Regions from separate parts of the Mus musculus genome. Here region 1 is linked to region 2. The links are chromatin contacts, found by Hi-C or POLR2A ChIA-PET in ENCODE. All regions are on one chromosome and are shown on one strand. Each heading gives the region's core, a stretch centred on a gene start or an enhancer-like site at or near the end of the contact. The rest is flanking DNA. Distances are from core to core; before and after follow the strand shown.

Region 1 (5,207 bases), core at 882-3,381, 38 kb after region 2:
ATCAAAACAGTAACAAAGAATTTAAAGTAGCAACCCCAAGAATGATTTACTAATAACAGCAAGCACTTTAACCACATGACCAAAAATTGACCACTACCAACTTTACGTGTTTTACTTATGTGATTATCTGCAAGGCAAGAAAAGGATTGTCAGTGAACTAAACAAAGGCACACCCCACAAGATAACACCCTATGTCTTGTAAGAAACATCCATCAAAACATTACAAAATTGGTCTGGTGAGATGGCTCAGCGGGTAAGAGCACTGACTGCTCTTCCAAAGGTCCTGAGTTCAAATCCCAGCAATCACATGGTGGCTCACAACCACCCGTAATGAGATCTGACGCCCTCTTCTGCTGTGTCTGAAGCCAGCTACAGTGTACTTACATATAATAATAAATAAATCTTTGGGCCGGAGCGAGCAGAGTTGACCAGAGTGAGCAGGACAAAGGTCTTAAAAATTCAATTCCCAACAACCACATGAAGGCTCACAACCATCTGTACAGCTACAGTGTACTCACATACATAAAATAAATAAATCTTTTTTTAAAATTACAAAATTATCAAAGAGAAATAGCATTAATAGTTGAAGGTGATTGAAAAGACAAACTTAATGCCACACATGATCCTGGAATGAACCTTGGCACAATGCAGTTTTAAAAAAAATTTTTAAACTTATATATATATAAGTTATACAATGATTGGTCCCAATAACATTCTATCATAGATCAGGGTGGGGGCATGGAATTCCATGTCCTCTTGAGGATTAAACAGGCAGTTAAGGTTGTTGGCAGAGACTTTTGTTCTGAAACATTTCTTTTTACATATTGGTATATGTGTGTCCATATGAGTGAATGTCACCTATGTGTTGACACTCTCTAAAGCCAGAACAGTGCGTTGGATACCTGGGTAAATCCTTTGGAGCTGGACCTACAGGTGCTATAAGTCCCAAAGCTTGGGTGCTGGAAACCAAACTCAAGTCCTCTGAAGAGCAGCAAGTGCTCTTAACCACCGAGTCTCTCCAACCTCACAAGATTAACATTAATTTCATTCATGTGGCCACTGGGAGGATGGTAGGATACCCATTCTCCTTTGCTCATGGAAAAGGAAAAAAAAAAAAAGCAAGGTTCACATTTTAAAGAGAATCATCACTAAAGAATTTCAATGTGTAGTGTCAGAATATTCAAAGTATTACTTCTAGTAACCCAGCCCACACACACACTATCATGCCTGCCTGTGCTACATTCATTATGTGTGTAAACTATAGTGGGCATGTGTTTAAAAGAAAGGAAAAGCCAATGTAGCAAAATGTTAATACGTGATAACCCGGATGGTTTCGTCATTATCTATTAAATTATGCCTGCAATTTAGCTGTGGGTGTGAAATCTTTCAAATTAGAAGACTAGGAGAAGGCAGGGGGAGAATGGAGGAAAAGTTGTTGGAGGAGGATGAACAAAAGTGTGTTTTTCCAGGGAAATAAAACCATTGAAAACCAAGGAAGAAACAGCAAACTAGAGAAGGAACAAAGCAAAGGAGGGATGATACATGAACCTCCCTGGGGAGGGGAGGAGGGATAGTTAAATAGATGATGGATGGACGGATAGGCTGATTGATTGATTGATTGATTGACTGATTTTGCAAGTATCAACAGAGTTAAGGGAAAGCCACCTAGAAGATTCCATGGAAAACAGCCCCGTCGCTCATTGGAGTCTGGCAGCCAACTCAGCCTGAAACCGGCAAATAAGAAGGGCCGGGTGCCCAAAGGATCTCGGCAAAACCTCCGAGAACAGCGGGGCTCGAGACAAGGACGCCCTAAGTAACGAGCAGGAAAGAGGGACAGCCTCACCCGACAGCAGCGCGGAGAGCATCTACACCAGCCAGTCAGGGACCCCTCCGACCCGGGGGTGTACACACCCGCGGGGACAGCGATGTCCCCGCTCACACCCTCCGGGTGAGCCCGAAACTCCCACGGCCCGCGTGAAACCCAAACGCTCTGCACGCCACCCCTCCAGCACCCCTCGACTCCCTCCCGCAAGACACTCAGAGGGGAAGCTAAGGAACAGAAAGGCACCGAGGCGCGGAAGGACTCACTACAGGATGCCGGCGGCGGCCATGGTCGCAACAACTGCGCATGCGCAGATCCTGGTCCTGCGACGCGCACGCGTCCTAGAGGTTCAGTTGCTTCTGACTGCTGTGCACTCTGATCTGAGAGTCTTGCACCAGTACCTGCAGCTGCGGAGAGGCAGGAGCAAGGCATTGCGATCAGGAAGAAACGTCTCCTCACCTTTATTTATAGAATTATAACTAAGTTACTGATGACTCATGGATATTCATTTTCTACCACGATTCTGTCTTTTGAGAGGGTTGGCTCAGAGTATGAGAGTCCCCTACCTCAGCATCTCCAGGACTCTCCTGATGTTATAATTTTGTTCTAGAGCCTTATTTTTTATTTACTGCATAATTTAACAAAAACACGATTATAGGTGAAAAATACTAAAATTCAGCCAAATACACCTCTTTTCTTGACAATCATTAGTGGAAGTAAGCTATGTTTTTTTTTTTTTCCCCTTATGAGTGTTTTGCCTGCATGTATGTCTGCATCACATGCTGCAGTGCCCTCAAGACCAGAAAAAGGTGTCAGATTCTCGAGGGCTGGAATAACAGACAGTTGTAAGCTGTCTCTTAGTTGCTGTGAATTAATCTCCAATCTTCTGGAAGAACAATAAGTGCTCCAAGCCCGTGTCAAAGGTGTATTTCACCAATATCCTAGATGTTTCTGAACCCAGACAATTTGACAATGAAGATTAACCAACAAAAAAGTTACAACTAAATTTCTCCATTTTGAACACAAAAAAATAAAATGTTTTGTGTTTTGTTTTGTTGTTTTGTTTTGTTTTGTGTTTTGTGTTTTGTTGGTTTTTTGAGACAGGGTTTCTCTATGTAACCCTGGCTGTCCTGGAACTCACTCTGTAGACCAAGCTGGCCTCGAACTTTTGTTTTTAAGAAAACAGTACTGAAGAGATGGCTCAGCAGTTAAGAGCACTGGCTGCACTTCCAGAGGAGCAAGGTTTGATTACTAGCATCCACATGACAGCTCACAAAAGTCTGTAACTCCAGTTCCAGGGGATCTGTTGTCCTCTTCTTAAGTCTGCAGACACTGCCCATAAGTGGGTTACAGACAAACATACAGGAAAAAAAGCATCCATACACATAAAATAGAAATAAATAAGTCTCTTTAAAAAACAATAATACCAACAAAAGCAGATTAGAGTTGTAAATGGGAAAACAGAATCTGCTAAAAGGGACTGTTTAGGGTGATAAAAGATTTCTTCATTGGTTGTGCTGGTGGTTATAAAGCTGTGTTTGAAACACAGTGAACTGTTGGGCATGGTGGCACATCCCTTTAATCCCAACACTTAGGAGGCAGAGGCAGGTGGACCTCTGAGTTGGAGGCCAGTCTGGTCAACATAGTGAGGTTCAGATGAGCCAAAGCTCCAAAGTGAAACAGTGTTCAAAAACAAAACTTGATCGGGACACATGATGGTTCCTCGGGTAAAAGTGCTTTATGCAAACCTGACAAGGAGTTCCATTCCCAGAACCATATTTTAAAAAGGGGGTGGGGAGCCCAGGACAGTGTCACACATCTTTGTATGACTTCAGTACACCCACAGTTAGATGGGAAAGAGGACAGAAGCACCAGAAGTTCACAGGTCAGATAGCCTGCGTTTTCTGAGAAGACAGCTTCTTAAATGAGAAAGATGCAACAGCCCATGACTCGGTCTTCTATCCATATACAGATGAGGCATATACCTCTCTCTAAAATTGTACTGACTTCCCTATACAAGAAGGAAGGCACAAGTGAGGGTGCTTGAATCTCACTTAGAAGGGGGGATAAAATAGTCATAAGAAGCAGATGTAGGGAGGGAGGGGGAGGGAGAAGAGAAGGGGAAGGGAGGGGAAGGGGGTTCAGAATCAGGTGTAGGGAGGAACAGGTGCAATGAACATCTGTCTATGAGAATGAATGGAAATCTGCAACTGACAGTGGTGGGGAGGTAGGAAGCATCTCCAAGAAGAGATAAGGAAGGTACCCGAAAATCAATGAGGGTGACCTTAGCTATGACTCACAATGTGAAGGATATGGAACCAGAAGAGGCCACCTCCTATAGCCAAGCAGTAACCCCAATGGAGCAACAGGGACATCAACCCACCCACAAAACTTTCAACCAAAAATTTATAGTGTCTACAAGAAATGCAGAGACCCAGGGGTGGAGGGCAAGACTAAGGGAACAGCCAACCAATAACCAGTCCAACTTGAGACCCATCTTATGGGCAAGCACCAGTCCCTGTCACTATTAATAATACTGTTATGCTTACAAACAGGAGTCTGGCATGGCTGTCCTCTCAGAGGCTCCACCCAGGAGCTGACTCAGATACAGACACCCACAGCCCACCAGTGGATGAAGCTTAGGGACTCTTATGGAAGTATAGGAGAAAGGATTATGGCCTCTAAGGAGATAGGAACTCCACAGGAAGACCAATAGAGTCAACTAACCTGGACCCTCGGGGCTCTTAGAGACTGAACCACCAACCAAAGAACATAACAAGGCTGGGCCTAGGCCTTCCCACTCATTGGTAGCAGAGGTGCAGATTGACCTTCATATGGGTCTCAAACAACTGGAGCAGGGGTTATCCCAAAAGGTGTTGCCTGTACATGGAATATGTTCATCTAGCTGGACTGCCTTGTCTGGCCTCAGTGGTAGAGGTAGTGCCCAGCCTCACAGAGACTTGATGTACAAGGAGGGGGGCTACCCATGGGGGCCCTCACTTACTCAAAGGAGAAGGGGAAGGGGGAAGGATTGTAGAAGGAGGTGACCGGAAGGGGGCCACTGAGTGAGATGTAAAGTAAATAAGTAAAAATAAAAATAAAAATAGATAGATAGATAGATAGATAGATAGATAGATAGATAGATAGATAAAATTGTACTGACTTACATATACACACACATACACACCATTAATCAATAAAAACCTAATCAAAACTAAATACTTTCTGAGTCATCAGACTAGCAAAATTAAAAGGAGAGCTAACATAATCTTCCATGGCTACTAATGAGAAAGTAAGTTGGTACTGGCAATATCTTTAAAAGTTAAGGGCCACTGGATGGTTTAGCAGGCAAGAGCACTTCCTGCTTTATTAGAAGACCCAACTG
Region 2 (5,450 bases), core at 315-2,814:
TGCCCTATATTCTCATATGACGCGACACAGAGTCGAAGTCGAACAGATGTCCTAAACAAACTGACCAGGGTTGCCAAAAACAAACAAACAAACAGACAAACTCAAATTCACAGACCCAAACATCAAGATAAACAAAGGCTCACTTCGATATTGGGCCTTATTCTGGCTCCAGAGCAGGAGAGAAAACCTCCACAGGATACTGCCAGAATGTGGAAGGAAGATCTTGTAACATTCACTGTGGACTCTGAGAGGCTGGCTGAGATACAAAGCAACATAAGGGAGGGGAGGGCTGAGCATGGAAGCAGTGGAGGAGGAAAAAAGAAAAGGCAAGGAAATGGGACAACACTAACCAACTCTGCACAAACAGTAGGAAGGACTTCTACGACCTTGGAAAGCCAGCCCGCAGTGGTCCACAACACCTCTTACCTGCCCCTCATAGAGTAGTACTGGGAAAACTAATGTCCTTTGCTCCTCTCCAAGCCCTCTCGGTCAGGACAGCACCTAAAACACCATTTTCACGCCTCTTCCGTGAAAGGGGTCCCTACACAGAAGCCCAAAAGTGTTCTCTACCCCCATAACAGAATGGACCCCTGCATTCTAAAGCCCCGTGTTACCCCTCAGTCCAGTGGAATCTCTCCTAGAAACCTCCCCCACTTTCCTACTCTCCCACCCCCATGGATCTACGGATACCCTCAACCCTGCCTCTCCAGGACACAAAGACAGGGGTCCCCAAACCCTCCTTGGCCTTTATACGCTCATCTTTCCCCTCTGTGGACTTCCCATCCCTACCAAACCCTGCACCCACCTTCACCTAATGCCCTCCTCTCTTCCTCAGCAGCATTCTCCCACCCTGAAGGGTCCGGTGGACTCTACCCCAAACTGCATCTAAGAAGCAGTAGCACTGGGCCTTCACCCAGTCAGGATCTCTTAACCTCGCCCCCTGTCCGTTGCACACCTGGAAACCACAACCCAAGACCCTCGCACATCCCACCTGTCCTCCAGATACCTCTTTCCGACACAATACTAACGTACTGCGTTACCGAGCCACAATCCCGGGAACACGTGGTACTTCCCACTCCACACGTTAGAGCCACACCCCCAATCCTGCCTCATCCCACGCCTCACTCACACGGTGCCCGCTCTACACGCTGGCATTGCTACAGTCGCCTACAGCGCTCTTGGGCCACACCCCCACCCAAAAGCCTGCTCAGTCCTGCTCTCTCAGCCTCAAATTCAAACGCAGCCAAGGCCACATCCCAAGGCCACATCCCCACGCAAGAGCTTTTAGCTCCCCTCCGCGGCATAGCACCTGCGGCGACACTGCCACGGTGGGACACCCCCCCTCCCCAGGGTCTCTGCTCCTGGCTCAACCCACACTAGGCAGGTCCATCCCTCCGCCCGACCCTGTACACCAGCCAAACACCTACGGCCCCGCGTAGAAGGCTGCCAGGCGGCCCGACCCACCTGCTGCGCAGCGATGCCCCTCTCACTTGCGCAGTCTCGAACACCGAGCGCCGATGGCGGCCCGCTGCAATACGCGTGCGCGGCCTGCAGCGCCGTAAACTGCGACCCCCAGCGTGCCGCGGGGCCGTTCGCCAGACCTGGGCGGGGCGAAGCTGCTGTGACCGCACCGCCAGTCAATCAGAAAAGGCTGTCTCCGCTTCGCCTCCACGTGCGCCCGCGTCACTTCCGATGCCATGGCAACGGAGTAAACAATCGTACATTCCCACCCCCCCCACCCCCACCCACCCCCAAAAAGGAACCTAGGACCACCAGAACCTGAGAGGCGGAGACAAAGACTGAAATACACAGGCTTAAGAAACAAAAACTCTCAGGCACCTTGAGACCCAAAGACAGTAAAGATCTAGTCTACAAGTCCAGAGATGAGACAGAGAAACTGAGGAGATGGAGACTTAAAATGGGGATCCTGCACAAATGAAGACTCAAGACCATGAACAGTCAAGAAACAAGTGCGCAGACCTACTGTGGGCAGACAGAGCTAAAAACCCCACAACCCTGAGGCAAGGCTTCAGAGAGGGAGAGACTGGGAGGAAGGCACTGAACAGACTGGCTGAAAACAGTTAAGGTTTCAGAGAGTAAACTGAATTCAAACACCTCACCAGATTTTTGGTAGATTTGATTGAGCAACAAGACAAAAAGGAAGAAGAGGAGGCTGCTCCTGCAGAGATGGGAAGGAAGCTGCTTTCCACAGCAGAGCTTCTGAAAGCCAGTTTGTTCGTCTGACATGGTTTTTAAAATGTGTAGCTGAACTGCTTACCACCGAAAACGTTTTTATTCCTTATTTACACACACAAAAAACACTTTATTCTGTTCTGATAATTTTAACTAATACCACGATCAAGATGGTTTCACTACTCCTTTTTAACAATCACATCACCACCACCTCTGACCTCTGTTGTGTGGGCCCCCAGTGCAGATTCGTTCCTATGGATTTCATATAAATATAATCTTATAGTACAGTGCCTTTTGAGATGTCTTTCGCTGTATGTAATTCCTTTGGAATCCATTAGTATGTGTGAGTTTGTTCCTTGTTACTGCTTAAAGTTTAGTAATATACAAGTTTAAACATTCACCAGTTAGGCTGTAGGCTTGCTTCCAATTTTTTGATATTTAATAAATGCTATGAAAATTCATGTTCACGTTTTTGTGTGAACATTACTCACGACACAGTTGCTATGTCATATAGTAAGCATGAGCTTAATGTGAAAAACTAAACCAATGGAAAACTGCCATGCCCTTTTCTAGAGCTGTGCCGTTTTACACTTAACCACCAGTGTATGTATGAGTCCATTTTTCCACAGTCTTGCCAGTTTGGGTGGTTATCAGTCTTTTGGCTGTCCTGAGTATACTTATCATATTGTAGTTTAGTTCCATTTCCCTAATGGCCAATAATGTTGAACGTATTTTCATGGTTATTTGCCATCTATGTATCCTCTTAAGGATCTATTGATTTGTTTCACCCATTTTCAATTTTTTGTTGTTGTTTGTTTGTTTGTTTGTTTGTTTGAGCCAGGGTTTCTCTGTGTAGCCCTCGCTGTCCTGAAACTCACTCTGTAGACCAGGCTGGCCTCAGACTCACAGAGATCTGCCTACCTCTGTGTCTTAGTCAGGGTTTCTATTCCTGCACAAACAGCATGACCAAGAAGCAAGTTGGGGAGGAAAGAGTTTATTCGGCTTACACTTCCATGCTGCTGTTCATCACCAAAGGAAGTCAGGACTGGAACTCAAACAGGTCAGGGAGCAGGAGCTGATGCAGAGGCTATGGAGGGATGTTACTTACTGGCTTGCTCAGCCTGCTCTCTTATCCAACCAAGACTACCAGCCCAGAGATGGTCCCACCCACAAGGGGCCTTTCCCACTTGATCACTAATTGAGAAAATGCCTTACAGCTGGATCTCATGGAGGCATTTCCTCAACTGAAGCTCCTTTCTCTGTGGTAACTCCAGCTGTGTCAAGTTGACACAAAACTAGCCAGTACACTCTGCTTTCTAATTGCTGAGATTAAAGGCATGTGACACTACCACCTAGCCTACTTTCTAGTTTTTAAATGAACATTGTGTTCCAAAAGATCTTTATTTTTACCCAGATAGAGTCTGCAAATCCTTTCTCCCAGTATATTGCTTTATATGTCCCTACCATAACCTTTAACCAAAGGATTTTAAATTAGATGTGCAATTCATGAGCTATATCCATGTGCCTAGTTGTCAAGTTTAACAACCCATGCTGAGTCCTAAGCCCTGAATGTTTTCTCCTATATTTTTTCTGAATGTTTTATAGTTTTTACCTGTTATATTTAAGCCCATCATAAATTTTTTAGTTAATTTTGTATATTAGAAAGTTTATGTTGAAGTCCATCCCCATCCCTCAACCACAGGTTTGGGGTAACTTTTCTTCTGACAGCTCACCTTCCCAACACCAAACAATTCTCCAAAGCTAACTACGTATCCACAATCCAATCCAGTTCTAACACGACTCAGAAGTACCACTGAACAGGCCAAGGACTTGGTCTCATTTTAAACACCAACTGCAGGACAACCACACAGTGTCAGGCTGATTATGCCCGCCACTTCCATCACACAATTTGCTAGAACAATTCACAGAACATAGGAACACACTTTGCTTCTGTTTACCAGTTTACTATGAAGGATTTTTAAAAAATCAGAAACAGACCAATTAAAGTGTATCGTGGGTAAGGTTTGAGGGGGAGGGTAGGTAAGTAAGATGGTGGTTAAGAGCAGGAGAATTGAAGATGAGGGACCGACCACTCTATCAGCACAAACACACTTGCCAACCCAACAAGGTTTTTGGGTTTGTTTTGTTTTGTTTTGTTTAAGCTGAAGGTGCTTTGAGTTTTCATCTGTTAATTCTCTGGTGACAAAGCCTTTACTGATGCAATCTAGGGACCCAATCCTGAGTCATTTGTCAATATAAAGTGTGGTTGAAAGGGGTTCCTGATGAATAAATGACACTCTTACCAAGAAACTGCAAGAGTTAGTGCTGTGCCAACAACCAGGAACAAAACTAAATGTGTTTTATACTACAGATGGAAACTGCTCTAGCACCATTTGTTGAGAAGGTTAACCTATCTCTATTGAATAGGTTTTTTGCATTTTTAAGAGAAAAACTCTGTTGGAAGTATCTCTGTGGGTCTATTCCTGCCTCTGTTCTGTTCCATTACCAAACTTTTCTGATCATTACAGCTACAGAATAAGAACCCTGGGGAGCATTAATTCTCTCACTTTTTTTTTTTTCAAAATAGTTTTTGATGACAATTACTATAGGCTCCGCCCCACAGTTACCTGGCAACAGCCAGGTGTGCCTGACTCACTATAAAAGGGGTTGCTTGCCCCCTCCTCCATTTCTCCCTTCCCCTCCCCCCCTCTCTTTCTTGTTCTTGCTCACCTGCCCTTGCTCCTTTATCCAGTTCCCCCTTTGTCCTCATTTCCCCTCCCCCTCCCTCCTTCTTTTCTCCCCTTCCCTCCCCTCCCTCCCCGCACTCCTTCCCCCTCCCTGCCTCTCTCAACTCCCCTCCCCATGCCCTGAATAAATTCTATTCTATACTATACCCTCAGGGGGAAGAGACGCTCACAGAGACACCCCTTTCACCCACACCTTACTGCACCTCCACCAAACATATTCCTTCTCTATTTTTATAAAACACAACAGTTTTAGTGAAACCTTATGCTTTATCACAAAAGCTTTAGAATAAATTTGTCTACATGCACAAGAGAAAAGAAAAAAAAAAAAGTTGATGGGACCAGACATAACACATGCCTATTACCCCAGGACTTGGGAACTGGAGCTGCATTTTGAGTTCAGAGCGAGCAAGGGTCACAAATTGAAACTGCTCCAGACACCCTCACACCAACCAGCCAAGCAAACAACAAAACCAAACCACCTTTCTGAACATTTAAAGAGAGCTGCACTAT

The links. A loop is a pair of places that touch in the nucleus more often than their neighbours do. ChIA-PET counts read pairs that join two places held with the same protein, here RNA polymerase II (POLR2A).
Region 1: a loop to region 2 is called in a map of left cerebral cortex, with 2.3 times the contacts of the local background. The contact joins the promoter of Zfp329 here to the promoter of Zscan18 in region 2. A Hi-C loop is called at or near these places in 2 of 37 maps with a recorded cell type or tissue (both left cerebral cortex). POLR2A ChIA-PET finds 5 or more read pairs at or near these places in 1 of 5 experiments (embryonic stem cell).

The regions. Positions count from the first base shown.
Region 1 is chr7:12,816,729-12,821,935 of GRCm38, forward strand. Zfp329 (zinc finger protein 329) reads right to left here and starts at 2,132. Exons shown (of 2, transcript NM_026046.3): 1 at 2,089-2,132.
Region 2 is chr7:12,779,108-12,784,557 of GRCm38, forward strand. It overlaps Zscan18 (zinc finger and SCAN domain containing 18), which reads right to left and starts at 1,565. Exons shown (of 7, transcript NM_001017955.3): 1 at 1,465-1,565.